Regions from separate parts of the Homo sapiens genome. Here region 2 is linked to region 1. Evidence: chromatin contacts called from ENCODE Hi-C or POLR2A ChIA-PET data. All regions are on one chromosome and are shown on one strand. Each heading gives the region's core, a stretch centred on a gene start or an enhancer-like site at or near the end of the contact. The rest is flanking DNA. Distances are from core to core; before and after follow the strand shown. Region 1 has its middle 47 kb from the start of NORAD. Region 2 overlaps DLGAP4 (DLG associated protein 4).

Evidence for each region. A loop is a pair of places that touch in the nucleus more often than their neighbours do. ChIA-PET counts read pairs that join two places held with the same protein, here RNA polymerase II (POLR2A).
Region 2: a map of CD4-positive, alpha-beta T cell shows a loop between it and region 1 (5-fold over the local background). The contact joins two enhancer-like sites. A Hi-C loop is called at or near these places in 1 of 168 maps with a recorded cell type or tissue (CD4-positive, alpha-beta T cell). POLR2A ChIA-PET finds 5 or more read pairs at or near these places in 3 of 52 experiments (WTC11, activated CD4-positive, alpha-beta T cell and activated T-cell).

Annotation. Positions count from the first base shown.
Region 1 is chr20:36,094,198-36,101,648 of GRCh38, reverse strand. It overlaps a transcript of EPB41L1 not described here. Among named protein-coding and RNA genes, the nearest start is that of NORAD, 47 kb to the right of the region's middle. RefSeq lists enhancers at 3,413-3,921, 5,785-6,286, 7,415-7,451. Within about 2 kb of position 3,153, at least 17 of the 41 ENCODE cell types and tissues checked have a DNase peak (open chromatin) inside an H3K27ac peak, as active enhancers do.
Region 2 is chr20:36,306,405-36,313,855 of GRCh38, reverse strand. It overlaps DLGAP4 (DLG associated protein 4), which reads right to left. Exons shown (of 13, transcript NM_001365621.2): 1 at 7,344-7,451. Among named protein-coding and RNA genes, the nearest start is that of DLGAP4, 3.8 kb to the right of the region's middle. Within about 2 kb of position 2,500, at least 2 of the 41 ENCODE cell types and tissues checked have a DNase peak (open chromatin) inside an H3K27ac peak, as active enhancers do.

The sequences.
Region 1 (7,451 bases), core at 1,904-4,403:
CTTAGGGAACCCTAGGAGGGAGGGGAATGGGGTGGGGTGCTAAGCTGCTCCCCCTTTTAGGTGTTTCACAAATTGAACTTCTGCTCCCTTGCCTATGAAGAGTGGCTCTGTGGATAGAAGTTTCAAAGCCACCACTCCTTCACCAAGGTCCCTTCTGACTGAGCCACCTGCTCAGGCAGGCAGGTGGCTGGGCTGAGCCAGGCTGACCAACATAATGGTCTCGGTTGGGGTGGGTGGAGGCTCAACAAGCTGACTGCAGCTGCCCAGATTCCTGAGTGACAGTCTGAGACCAGCAGCCCTGACTGGGAGGGAGTCTGGACTCCCGGGCTGCACATGGGGTGAGAGCAGGTTTCCTATTCCTCCCTCTCTCCAGGCCACCTCCCTCTGGCCCTCAGGCCAGCTCCTTTTTTTCTTCTGGTGGATATGTACCTCTGAACCTGGGTCTCCTGGCTCCGGTCTCTGCCTCCCTCCCCACTTCTTCCAGAGTTCCACCCGTCACTGAGCCTGCAGCATATCCAAGCTCCCAAGCAGTCTTGTGAGGAGACAAAAGTAATGCTCTTTGCAAATGATATGCTTCTTTAAGTGGAAGACTCGATTCAATGAAAAATTGAGGTGGCCAGAGACAAAACAATAACTAGGAAAAAAGGCAAGTACCTTCAGATGGGCCCTGTCACCACCCCCCATACCGATGCAGTGTCTCTCCTACAGGTGGGCAGCTGCCTAGAACCAGATGGGCTCAGAGCCTTGGCGGGCCCCAAGGCTGATGCTGTAGAAAGGCCAGTCCCGGAGGTGCTGCCAGAGTGCAGGCCTGGGAGGGAAGATTCCTCGATTGGAAGCCCTTCTTTCAGAGTCAAGAATTTGTTCTCTGAATTTGAGCAAATGCATGCCCCTCTGTGGACACCTAAATGCTCCCGCAGGCTCTGTCACAGGCCATATAGGAAAGACTCAAGAGTACCGGTGGGCTTCGGACAGATCTAGATTGAAATCCCAGCTGTGCCACTTGCTGGCTGAGGACTGCGTAGGCCTTGGGCAAGTTATTTAGCCTCCTGTAATACGACGGGGATCATCATCTCTGCCTCACTTGGTAGTTGTAAGGATTAAAAGACATAAGGCATGTAAAGCGCTTAGCACAGGGCCTGGCACACAGTAAGCCAATAAACATAAGCAGTTGATTATAAGTCACCAGAGTGAGCCTCTTATGAGGAAGACTCTAGACTTTCTAATTCTAGGTGGCCTCAAGCAAACCCAAAACCACCCACCTGAAGTGGGCCTGGAGACTCTATCTTTAGACCTCTAATCTGGGGACAAGGTGGGGAGAGGGAAGGGGAGAAAGCAGACAGAAGGGAGAGAGCAAACTGAGAAGAGGAGGGAGGAAAGGAAAGAAGAATCAAGGGGCCAAGGAGGGGCCTGGCTTCCCCAGTGTGGGGGGAAAGGAAGATGACTTGCCAGAAACTACCAGGACAGTATAAGCCCTCTCTCTTTCCCAGAGCTTTCCCTAGACCCACCAAGGCAAGGCTTAGAGGGACAGGACCTGCTGAGAAATGCCACCCTGGCTGTCAACAGGGACACTGAAGCCTTGGGTTACATCTAGACTCCAGAGCCCCGCATGGTGGCCCTCCCACCAGAGTAGGCAGAGATGGCCATAGCCAGAGTGATAACAGAACAACCGGCCCATTCAGCCTGCTCACTCAGAGCCCAGGGACCCCTTTCTTGGGGTTCTAATCCTGACAGCAGGACACTCTCCTGTTGCATCCTCACCTCTGGAACATATGCAGAGCCCACTCCAGGCCTCTATCTGCCCTGAGCTCCTGCTTCTGGGCCTAAAGTTGCAACTAGGGAAAAAGCACTGTTCAGACTGAAGACAGGAGCCACAGATAAGGTGTTCCAATTACCACTGACCAGCTGTGTGACTTTGCGGGTGTCACTTTTTCTCCCTGAGCATGTTTCCCTCCTCAGGCTAATAAGGGCAACGGCAAGGACCATCTCTAAGGTCCTCCCAACTCAGACAGAGGCGACACTTCATGGGATGCCTCTGAGCACAAACAGGCAAAGAGGACCTGTCTCAGGAGAGGAGCGGGCTGGGCTGGGCTGGGCTCTGAGGAGAATGCAGCGGATATGACAATGGCCAAGGGTTATTATGATGATTATTATTATAATTAAAAATCACAGCTACAAGCCCTTAAGCAATTTACAAAGAGCTTTCTCATTATCTCCTGGGATCGCAATTTGGTGAAGTAGGCAGGGCTGGATGATGATTATTCACATTTGATAGATGAGGAAAGTAAAGCAAGATTAGGTGACTTGTCCAAGCTCCTAAGTGCAGAGAAGGGAGAGCTGGAAAGGAAGTAGGTATTGAGTGCCTACTGTGTACTACCTCATTAGGCATGCTCATATCTGTTATTTTGATCAAGTCTCATGACCATGACACTACTGTAGGTGCTACTGTCCCATTTCTTTGTTTTGTTTTGTTTTGTTTTTTCGAGACGGAGTCTTGCTCTGTCACCCAGGCTAGAGTGCAGTGGCACAATCTCAGCTCACTGCAATGTCCGCCTCCCAGGTTCAAGCAATTCTCCTGTCTCAGCCTCCCGAGTAGCTGGGATTACAGGTGCCCGCCACCACGCCTGGCTAATTTTTGTATTTTTAGTAGAGACAGCGTTTCACCATGTTGGCCAGGCTGGTCTCAAACTCCTGACCTCAGGAATAATCCGCCTCAGATCACTCAAATTTGAAATACAAATCTGATCAGATGATCTGCCCACCTCGGCCTCCCAAAGTGCTGGGATTACAGGCGTGAGCAACCATGCCTGGCCTACTGTCTCCATTTCATAGAGGCTCCACTGCAAAGCCTAAATTTGGATGTAGCCCTGTGGAACTAAAAGGCATGCACTCCTCCCCAACTTCCTGCATGTATTGGGTTGAACAGTGTCCCCTCCCAACCCAAATTTATGTCTACCTAAAACTTCATAATGTGACCATATTTGGAAACAGGGTCTTTGCAGATGCAATTACTCAAGTTCAAATGAGGTCATACTGGACTAGGGTGGGTTCTAAATCCCATATGACTGGTGTCCTTAGAAGAGGAAATGAAACAGAGAGAAAGCCACGTGACGACAGAGGCAGATGCAGCTGCAAGCCAAGAAATGCCAAAGATTGCTGGCAACCACCAGAAGCTAGGAGAAAGGCAGGAAACAGATTGCCCCAGAGCCTCCAGAAGGAGCCAACCTTGCTGACACCTGGATTTCAGACTTCTAGCCTCCACAAGTGGGGGAGTAAATGTCTGTGGTTCAAAGCTACCTGGTTTGCGTGCTTCATGACAGCACCCCTAGGAAGTTAATACACTGTGCATCCTTTGAGTAGCAGACCTAGGACCCTCAAACTCTGTTTTTCAGATTCCCACTCATTAGGCAGCTTTAGAGGTTAAAGAGGACCCAGAGGCTCCTCATGAGAAGTCACTCTCACCTCTCCTGCACCTTCCAGGGCCAGGCTGTCGTGAAACCAGGCTGAAGACAGGCTTACAGAGGAAAAAGCTTCCTAGAACAGCCTGTTCTAGGTATCTATCCACCCCAGTGGGGCCTCCCATTGAGCTTGTTTAGCAGCCTCTGTGCCCAGGTCTCCAGGTCAACAGTCCTTCCCTTCCTCCCAGACCAACCATCCTCTGTCACCACCTGGAGAGCTGTGTTTTTGAAATGCAAATCTGATCCTTCCTGGTTGGCTTACTCCTCTTCCCCAGCTCCCTGCCGTCTGCAGGACTTGCTCAGGCTCTTTGGCCTGCACCAGATCTGTCCCTAATCTTCCTCTCAGCTTTATCTCCAGTCATTCACTCCTCCACCCTCATCCCTGCCACTCACCACCTCCTATTCCAACCATGTGGAACTATTTGGGGTTCCCCTAAGAAGCCGTTCTGCCTTTGCACATGCTATTTCAAATACCCAGACGGTAAAATCCAGCCCAAACACCATCTCTGTCCTCCAGGAAGCCTTTTCCTCCATAAACAGCCACACCCTGGCAGCTTGTACATTGTCCTTGCGGTGGTATTGCATCTTTACATGTCTGCTCCCACCCCCAACCTGTGAATACTGCTGGATTCATTTCTGTTTTTGTAGGCCTAGGGCCCAATACAAAGGCCTTCAAGAATGTTGAGCTGAATTGTGGAGTAGCAATAATGGTCATAATAGTTGACATTTATCAAATGTTTCTTATGCACTCACATTATGCTAAGCATTCCAAGGATGTTATCTCATTTAATTATCAAAACAATCCTGTGAAACAGATACTAGTACTGGTCCTGTTTTACAAGTAAGGAAATGAGGAAATGGAATCACTTGCCCTAGTCCCCCCAGCTAGTACATGGCAAGCCCCGAATGACTGTAGAGCCAGTGCTAGTAACCACTACTAAGTGTGCCACCCATCCCAATACCTTCATTTTACAGAGATGGACACGTGCCAAAAGGGGAAAGTGATTGGCCCTCAGTCACATAACAAGGCATGGACGCAGATATTTGGATTCCTCTTTCAATACTTTTCCTCTTCTCATTCCAGTACAAACCTAATCCAGGAAGACACAGAACCCAAGCTAGGCTGTGTCTCCTGAGGAGCCTCCTCCTGCCTCCACTAGAGCAGAGCCCAGCATGGGCCTGGACCCACGGTGAGTGCTCAAATCTACAGCCAGGAGATGGGAGATGCAGCATTGAAAAAGACAGGTAAATCAACTTGAGAAAAGGCTGAAGCCTGCTTGGATTACACATTGTCAGGGCTTGAAACGAAACTTTGGGTATCATTTAGTGCCATCTGCCATTTTATAAATTAACTCAGTTTGACAAGCTTATTGAACACAAATCATAAGTCAGGCACTGTGTGGGACACTAAGAAGATTAGTAAGCAAGTTCCTGCCCACATGGCATTTACAGTCTAGTAAAGGGACAAACAACAATTACAAATTCTCACAAGCCCTGTGAGACACAGAGAGCTCTAAGAATGTGTAACAGGGAAAATTGACTTGGCCTAGAGAGTTGGCAAAGGCCCCCCTGAGAAAGTGACTATTGAGCTGAAACATGAAGAGTGGGAGTTAATCAAGATAAGAAGCAGGGGAAGAGTGTGCTAGACAAAGGGAACAGGATGTGCAAAATCCCAGAAGCAAAAGAGCTCATGGTGCCTAGATGAACTAAAAGGCCAAAGTGGCTGTTGTCCAGAGAAGTGGGCAGGAACTGGATCCTGAAGGGCCTTAGAGATCAAAGTAAGAATTGGAGAAACTGAGCAGATCAGGGAAACCCCTCGCTCAGAACCTGGTCCACAGCACACTGTCAAAGAGTCATTGCATTAGTCACTGAAGGAGAGACTTGTCCAAGATCATAAGACCTGGGACTTGAAAGCAGAATTCCTACCTACCAGGTGGGGCCTGAGTGCTATTTCAGGCACCTGTGTGAGGGACAGGGGAGGCTTTCCAAGTGTTTCAATTAATAGATGTTTCCTGGCTCCCTGTCTCCACCTCTCTTGAGCTCCAGAGTAAATAAGAATTACCTGTGTTTGTTAAAACATAGATTGCTGGGCCACACCTCCAGAGTTATCAATTCCTAGGTCTGGCGTGAGAACCAAGAAATTGCATTTCTTTTTTTTTTTTTTCCCTGAGATGGAGTCTCGCTCTGTCACCCAGGCTGGTGCGCAGTGATGCAATCTCAGCTCACTGCAACCTCCGCCTCCTGGGTTCAAGCGATTCTCCTGCCTCAGCCTCCTTAGTAGCTGGGATTACAGGCGCGTGCCACCATGCCCGGCTAAATTTTGTATTTTTACCATATTGGCCAGGCTGCTCTCGAACTCCTGACCTCAGGTGATCCATTCGCCTCGCCTCCCAAAGTGCTGGGATTACAGGCGTGAGCCACCACGCCCTGCCAATAAATTGCATTTCTAACAAACTCCCAGGTAACCCTGCTGCTGTTGGTGAGGTGAAAAAACCACAGCTCTAGACTAGAGTATATTGGTGGGGAGATTAGTAGTGAGGACCATGGCCAGGATCTCTGGGGACTAGAAGGGTGGATTCCTGAACCTGGGTAACAACGAGACAAACTCTAGCAATCTGAGCAAGGGAAGGGTCATCAAAGTCCCAAAATCTAGCCCACTAGCTGCCTAGCCAGGTAAACCAAGGCTTAGGGAGTTTAGACCCTTTCACATAAAGAAGCTTAATAAAAAGTGTTGGGTGAAGAGATAAACACATGAAGGGGTTGGCTAAAGTCAAAAGAAGATCCCAGGCTGGGCGCAGCGGCTCATGCCTGTAATCCCAGCACTTTGGGAGGCGGAGGCAGGCAGATCCCTTGAGGTCAGGAGTTTGAGACCAGCCTGACCAACATGGTGAAACCCTGTCTCTACTAAAAATACAAAAATTAGGCCGAGCACGGTGGCTCATGCCTGTAATCCCAGCACTTTGGGAGGCCGAGGCGGGTGGATCACCTGAGGTCAGGAGTTCAAAGCCTGCTTGGCCAACATGGCAAAACCCTGTCCCTACTAAAAATACAAAAATTAGTCGGGCGTGGTGGTGGGTGCCTGTAATCCCAGCTACTTGGGAGGCTGAGGAAGAAGAATTGCTTGAACCCAGGAGGAGGAGGTTGCAGTGAGCCGAGATCATGCCATTGCACTCCAGCCTAGGCGACAAGAGTGAAACTCTGTCTCAAAAAAGAAAAAAAAAAAAATTAGCTGGGCGTGGTGGCTCATTCCTATAGTCCCAGCTATTGAGGAGGCTGAGGCGGGAGAATCACTTGAACCCAGGAGGCGGAGGCTGCAGTGAGCTGAGATCGTGACACTGCCTACACTCCAGTCTCGGTGACAGAACAAGGCAAAAGATCTCTGGCCCAGACTCCAGAGCTCATGAACTCCAGGCCAGCTTTTCCCATGTCCCGGGATTCTGGGATTCAAGGAGGGGACAGAAAGCTCAGCTTTCCCCAGCCTCTGCTGCTTTTGGCAGGGAAACATTTTTAAGAATTGCAGAAATCTGCTGCTGGCCCCCAATCCTATCACCCATCCACCTTCCTTCCTTTTACACTCCCAGCTCCCTCCCTTTGCACTCCAAATCCTGTGTCCTGTATCTTGGCAAGCCAAGCAGCAAAGGGGGATGTGACGTTACGGGGAAGAACTGGAACTAATGGAAGAATTCTTGCACTTGGATATCCTTCTCTCTGAACAATTTCTTCCTCCTATAAGACTCTACTTCTCTCTACCCTTGTATCACAGTCAAAATCCAACCTACCTACATTTCAGTACCGGTATCTGAAACCCACAAAGCCACAGACTAAATTCCCAAACTTCCTTTTCACGCAGTTTTTCAAAAATGGCGTGGCCCGGTACAGAATGTTTCTCTTCTATTCCATTTGGCAGCAAAATGCCACTTCTCTGCAAACCCACATGCACAGACTAATATACAAACAACTACACATACATAAAAACAAATATACCAGAACCTATAA
Region 2 (7,451 bases), core at 1,251-3,750, 210 kb before region 1:
ACAGTTGCCCAGCTGGCCTCTTGCCTGGGGTCTACCTTCTCACCTGGGTGCATGAATCACACACACCTGGGTTCAAATCCTAGCTCTACTACCCACCAGCTGTGCAGCCTCAGTTTCCCCAGATGTTAAAACGGATGACCACAGCACCTTGCTCCCTCAGCTGCAGGGTGTGCCCATGGAAAACACAGGCGGCAGAGAGCCCTGACTCTATCTCCAACCCAGCAGTCTCTGGACCACGGCCCTGCCCCCCCAGCAGCAGGCCAAGTCCAGCCAGGAGCTCCTCTCCAATTGCAGGTGACCCCCCCCCACCCCAGAGCTGTCACTGCAAAGCTGCCTGGTCAGCCCCAGAATCTCACAGCCCAGCCCTCACAGTACACACTGTTCAGAAAAGGCAGGCAAGCATGCCAGGGTCACACAGCAAGGCCTTGGCATGCTGAGACTCCAACTTGGGCCCTGTTCAGCTGAACCTCCAGTCCTGAGCCTCCCACTCCCTGAGTGGATCTGGCAGAGCTGAGGAGGTGCCAGGGCTTAGTGGCAGCCACGGAGGGAGAAAGGCAGGCAGGCAGCTGGGGGTGGTGGGAAGAACCTTTCCCCCTGTCTCTAGCAAACCCAGATTCCCGTTTACAAGCTGCACTCCAGAGTCCTCGGGTGCTGCGTCACTGCACGCAGTCAGCCTGCAGTGGGGGAAGGAAAGGCTCCCTCCCCATGACAGGAGCTGGAAGATAGAGGGCAGTGGAGAAGCCAGGCGGCAGGTCAGGGGTGAGGGCAGTGAGGACTCCCTGACACCGCTCAGAGGGAAGCCCAGCTCGTTTCATCCCTGAAGTCACAGAAGGCTAAGCCGGGAAAGACTCAGAAACCAAACTCCCACCTCTACTCCCACCAAGTAGATGGAGGCCCAGAGAGGTGCAGGCAATCAGTTAGGGACACACAGCAGTAGCAAACCTGCTCGTTCCTCTTACTACAAACCCCCAGATACCCAGCACCCATGTCCTGGCAGCTGCAACAGAAAGCCTCCCGGACCCACCTCTGTCTGCCCCCGCAGGCTTATCTGTCACTGCAGGAAGAAAAACACCTGAACCCAGAGGCCGAGTGCTCACTCCTAGCCCAGCACCCGGGGTGCAGAGTCCCACTGCCCCCACCAGCACAGCACCTCTTCAGGGCGTTGTTCTAATCCCCCATCTTGAGTCCCAGTGCAGTGCTAGGTACACAGCAGGCGCTCCATAAGTGCCTCAATAAGTCTTTTGCTCCATTTAAACACCAGGATGCCTGCCCCATTTCCACATCATCAAAGACAGAACCTGCCCACATCTTATGCTTTCTAAAGATGACCCCCTCATGCACCAAATGTTCCATTAGCCACTTTTGAAGCAGACTCCCAGAGGTGGGTGACCTGCGCAGCCCTTCTCTCACCTAAGAGGAGCGCAAATGTGACTGCAGCCGGGGGGCGGCTGCACTGTGTGTGTGTGTGTGTGTGTGTGTGCGTGTGTTCGCGCGTGCATGTGTGTGTGTGCGTGTGCATGTGCATATTGAGGGCTCTACCTTTTCCATGAACGGTCCCAGGAGCCAAATATCTTGTTCTTCCTCACCAATGGACTGCCGGTCATGGTCACTCCATATCACTCCACGTGCCCCGTGAGAAGCCTGAGAGATGAGCTGGCTTAACCAGAATTGCATGCTGGGGAAGCACAGCGGAGCCGGGAGAGAGGCCACAGTTCTCCTCTGATGCCCATCCCTTGGTACCCGTGAACCTCACAGTTCAGATGGGGCCTCTGGCGGGGCTGGGGGAGGTGTGGCCACTGACAGCAGAGCAGCCACTGAGTCCAAGGGTGGTCCCAAGGCTGCTCTCCAGACCAGACCCAGCTCTGCCCCCAGCGCATCTGTTCAGGTTCCCCAAAGCCAGGAACTGGGTCTGCTCCACTTGATTCCCTCCCCACCCAACGCTTGCTGTGGAACAAACGGGAACTTCAGAATCCCCAGAACATGGGGCTAAGACCAGCCTCTAAACTCTAACTGACTTACGTCCAAAGCCCGGCCTCTGTCTTCCAGCCTCTGTCATGGGGAGGGAGCCTTTCGTCCAAACCCTGGCACCTCCACTTCACCGGCTGTGCAGCATTGGCTCTCTGTGCCCCAGTTTCCTCTTCCATAAAATGGGGGTGATAATCATAATAGGGTGTGAGGGAGGCTGAAAGAGAGTCCGGACATCGGTGCTCACTAACAGAGGGCTGAGCAGTGCACATGGCCTGGGAGATGGTCTAAAATGCTTTGTTGAAGGAATGAATGAATGAAAAGAAATGCTAGCCAGTGATACAGTTATTATTATTATTATCATCGTCAACATCAGTAGGGATCCCCAAGCCTGGTTTTGCAACCAGCCCTGGTGAGGGGTGTAGCAAAATTCTCCAAACAAAATGTGCTTCCATTCATTTTGGGTTTTTGAAAAGGCCACGTCAGACAGCTCGGTAGGGAGGAGGCGGCGTTGCGAAACCCAGCACAGAAGGATCCTGGGCCCCACTCCTCGGCTCAGGAAATAATGTGTGATCTGCAAGTGAGAAGCCCCTAAACGCTGCCCTCCCTGCAAGGACCCAGTGAGAGGGGCGCCTCGGCTGAGGGTCCACCCCCCCCACCCTCCGAGTGACCTTGGGCAGCCACCCAACCACTCTGAGCCTCAGTTTCCTCATCTGTCAAATGCAGACAATATCCCTTTTCATTCCTAACCCTGGCTGTGGCTAGAAGATGGGGGGATGAAATGGGTTCTGCAAACTGTAGAGTACTGCACGTGCTGCACACCCCTAAAGGCTTCAGTCCTGGCCTGGAGGAGTTGCCAGGAGACGCTGTGGAGGGGATATAGGAACAGAACAGGCAACCCTCTCCCCCATAGGTCACAATGAAAGAAAATCTAGTCATGTGAGTCACAAAGCATCCCCCCATATTCCGATAAAGTAGGAAGTGGGCTTGTCTTTGGTGCAACACACAGGACTCCTCGGTGACAGCTTTTCTCAAAGATGCCCAGTGAGTTTGCTCTCCAGCACCCTCACTCCCTTAACCAACAGGGTCATCTGTTAGAAGAAACTGCCAAGCCTCGCCAGCCCCACGCTGATGCCAGCCCTGGGAGCTTACACACAAAAGCTGTCCTTCAAAGCCACTACAGCAAACCCAGTGGCTTGCTCTGGATCCAAACCCTGGCACCTCCACCTCACCAGCTGTGCAGCCTTGGAGACCTTACTAATAAACTAAACTAATGCTCAGTTTCCTTGTCCAGAAAATGGGAGGACAGCCCACCAGATGCCCCAAGATGCAGGGCTCCCAGGATCACAGACTTCGGACAGTGGAAGGCAGAAGGTCCCTCAGAGATCATCAGGTCCAAGTCTTCACTTTATCAAGGGAGCCCAGAGAGGGGACACGCCTCATCCAAAGAAACACAGCAAATTCGCAACAGGGCTCCTAGAAGAGTGGATGCCGACCATGACTGCACCCTACTCCCTCCACCACCAGCCTCCCTGTGGCCCACTCAGGAGTGGCCACCTCCTCTTAGAAGGACACATAACCCTCAGCATCCCCAAGCTCAACCAGCATGTGGCTGCCTTCCTGCCTTTATCCATGCAATTCTTTTCTTTTCTTTCTTTCTTTCTTTCTTTCTTTCTTTCTTTCTTTCTTTCTTTCTTTCTTTCTTTCTTTTTTTTTTTTTGTAGAGACAGGGTCTCACTATGTTGCCTAGACTAGTCTCAAACTCCTGGACTCAAGGAATCCTCCCACCTTGGCCTCCCAAAGTGCTGGGATTACAAGCATGGGCCACTGTGCTTGTCCATGCAGTTCTTGCAGCCAGCAGTGTCCTTCCCCACTATTCTCCATCTACCCAAATCCCCAAATCCTCCAAAACCCTGCTCAGCGCATGTCCTTTATGAAGCACTTCCAGTGGTTGGACAGCACCAGTCTCCATCACTAGGAAGCACCTGGCAGGATGGCTACAGTTTACAGAGTGGGGTCCTCACAGGTTTGACTCTGTGTCCCCAAGCCTGGCACAGGGCTGGACACTGAGTGGGCCTCAGGAAGCACTAGTAGCCCAAAGAACGGACAGAGGACTAGGAAATGGAAGAGTGAACAGGCCAGTGACCTGGCGAGTGAAGGAAGGGCTGAACAGGTAAACAGGTGATGATGTGAGCAAATGAATGGCCACAGGGGGAAATGCCTGGCCAGGGGCACACCTCTAAAGATGCCAGGTCTGCCCCAGCATGGCCCCTCTCCCTCTTGTAGAGACTTTGGGGTCCCACAGACCTGCTGGGACTTTAGGGGCTACAGGCCTGTAACTCCCACAGATCCTGGCTAAATGCCTCTGGGTATGCAGACCCAGCTGGAGGCCAGGAACGCACATGGACAGTCATGTTGGCAATGGCCTGGCCAAGTCTCCCCCCATTCCCCAGAGCCCAGCCCTCCACTCAGAATGGACCAGGTCGTCAAAAGTCAAAAGAAATGGATGAGTGCACACGTTGAGCCAAGACATCTTCTCAGCACCAGAGGAATGGCGTGAAGAGACAGGCACGACCCTGCCCTTCTCCACACCAGCCACACCCAGAGACATCCAAGAAGGATGGGCACGGGGTAATGAAGCAGAGGCCCACGGGGCTGGGCGGGTGGTGACAGTGACACAGCCTGGCCTGGGCATCGAGGAAGGCTTTCTTTTGGAAGCGATGCTTAAGCTTGGGTGATGAGCAGTAGTGAAACAGGCACGTGGGAGAAGGGGGCTGGGGATGTTCAGGCAGAGGAGCCAGCATGTGTGAAGACCCTGAAGCTGGAGGGAACGTGGCCTGTTCCAGGAACTGAAGGCCCGCCAGGGGGACCCGAGCCAAAGAGGGAGGGGGTGGGGAGCAAGAGGTGGCTAGAAAGTAGCTAGTTGGGGGAGGGGGAGGTTGGGTTTCATCCTGGGAGCCATGACATTTATTGAGTACCTACTGTGTACTTTCTATAAAAAAAAACCCTGCATTCAAGATTTTATTAATTCACATTTCAGAATGTTTAAATGAAAGTGTTCAAATGCACTGATGTTAGCAAATGCGATTTTCTAATGCTTTTCTGAATGAATGAATACCCATCACGGAAGTATAGGAGGGTAGGGACCACCTGCTTCTGTCACATACGGTGCCCGGGATACAGTTCCTCAGAGCCTCCCCATCATGTGAAACTGCTGGCATTTACGAAGCCTGTGGCTCACAAACCACACAAGAACCTAATGAGATGTCAGTGGGTGCCCCGATACATCCGATACGTCAGCGTCTCCCGAAAGCTCCAAAGCACACATTCTCTCCTAGTTCCCAAGTGCTGCACAGCCTTCCTTCAAAAACACCAACTCAGCTGCCAGGCAGCTTCACGCCCGGGGCACAGCCCTCAGACCTGCAGTTCCATCTCAAGGCTGGCACCCGGGGTTCCACATAACCCAGCCATCAGGTCCCGTCCAGCTCACAGTTTCTCTTCAGCATGGACACTGTCTCCAATGCCTGACACAGGCTGCCTCCCCCAACAAAAAAGAGGCTCCTGGAGGTGGGGACCCTGTCAGCCATTGCACTCCCCAGCGCCCAGCACAGGCCTCACCAGGCCTCTGGCAGGTGAGTACGGGGTCGCCATGGACACCACACACGGGCACACTCCCAGAAGTTGAGTTGCGCTGTCCCAGCTCCTGGAGGACACAGGATCCCTGGCCTACCCCTGCCACAGCGGGAGACAGGCACTCTAGCCAGCCCCACGTGCACAGCCAGCGTCTCCGGAGCTGCTGGGAACACACTCGGAGTCTGCTGCTGACTGGCCCCGACAGCCGGCTCTAGGGCCTGGTGGTGGCTCCAACACTCCAGCCACCCATCGGCCAGGCCAGGGCACCAGCTCTGCAGCCCCACCCTGGGACCAGGCAGCCCAGTGCCCTCTGGCAGAGAAGGCAAGAGAGAGGTGGCCACCAAGGAGGGACAGAAACAGGGCTCTTCCAACAGGCATTCTAGGAGATGGTCCTGTACAACTGATTCCCACCACTTCCAGCTGGCGGAAAACAGCCCCCTCCCACAAGTGAGGGCTCAGAGGCAGAGAGAGCCAGGACTCCCCCCTCCCTACTGGGGACTAGGCTTGGAGAGGAGGTGCAGTGGAGGTAGAGGCAGGGCAGGCCAGTCCCCCGGGGGCTGGAACTGCAGCCCCCTCCCGCTATGTCATTTCCACTTCCAGGCAGGTGGGGGTGCCAGGAACCCTCTCCCCATCAGCGCTGCCCTCCAAGCTTAGGGCTTCCCATTCTCAGGGCACCTCCTCTACCCACCGCTCCCGGCACAACTGGCCTTTGCCAATCACAACCCCTCCCCCATTTCATTTTTTCCCACATCAACAGTCTCTGACAGCCCCTCTCTGCAACACAGGCAGCGGAGGAAGAAGGGGAGAAGGGCCGGAGGGATGGAGGGATGGAGGGATGGAGGGATGAAGGGATGGAGGGGGATCGGAGCGGCAGGTTCGGCCAAAAGAGACCAAGGGCCATTACACGTCCAGGTAGCACCTGTCCCCTTCCAGCAGGCCCAGCACATCTGGACCCAGCTGGTCCCCGCGGCCACCTGGTCCATCCGCCACCAGCTCTGAACGCGAACCCCTGTCTCCGCGGGGCGCCGCACGTGGGGGCCTCCGGTAGCCATGTGAGTGCCCCCCCAGCCCAGGTGCCCGGGTCAGCCCAGCCCCTCCCAGGGACGCAAACAGGGAGGGGGCGCTATGCAGCGCGGGAGGGGGGTGCTGCCCCCGCCCCCTCCCCAGATGCCAGGTCAGGGAAAGAGCTCGGGAAGGGGGGAGCCGGCGGCTCCCGGGTCTACCGAGACGGGATCCGAGGCAGCTGGGTTGAATGGAGGAATGCCCGGGCCGGCATAGCCCTGCTCTCCCAAGCGCCAAGGTTGGCCGGGCACGGGAGGGGTCCGCCTGACCCCCAGGCCGCCCTGCGGATTAGGGGGCGGGCCTGAGGAGGGGGCTTCCAGGCTTTGGCAGCCGCTTGATATGGGGTACGGGGGAGTCCGCGGGAAAAAGAGCCGGAATGGGGATCCGGTCCCGGACAGGGGTTCCGGGCCCCGGTGCCGCCGCCCCCGATTTGAGGGTCCGGGGAGACATGGATGGGGCGATCCCAACCGGAGAAGGCGCTTCCCAGCCGCACAGCCGGCCCCTCGGACCCGGGATCGGAAGACAGAACTGGCAGGGGAGGGGGCTTTTCTGCGCCAGCGCCGTCCCCCGGTTCAGGGAGGTCTGTCGGGGAGGAGACCAGATCGGGGGGTCTAGCCGAGGGACGGAGCGCGCCGGCCCGGGAAGGGGGTAGGAGCCGCCGCGCGCCACCCCCGCGCCCTCACCTGCGCCGGGCGCCTCGGCCGCCTCCGGCCCGCTCTGCCGTTCCGCTGCGCCGCCGCCGCCTCTCGGGTCCGCTCGCAGGTCCGCGCGCCTAGGCCCCGGCCCCCGCC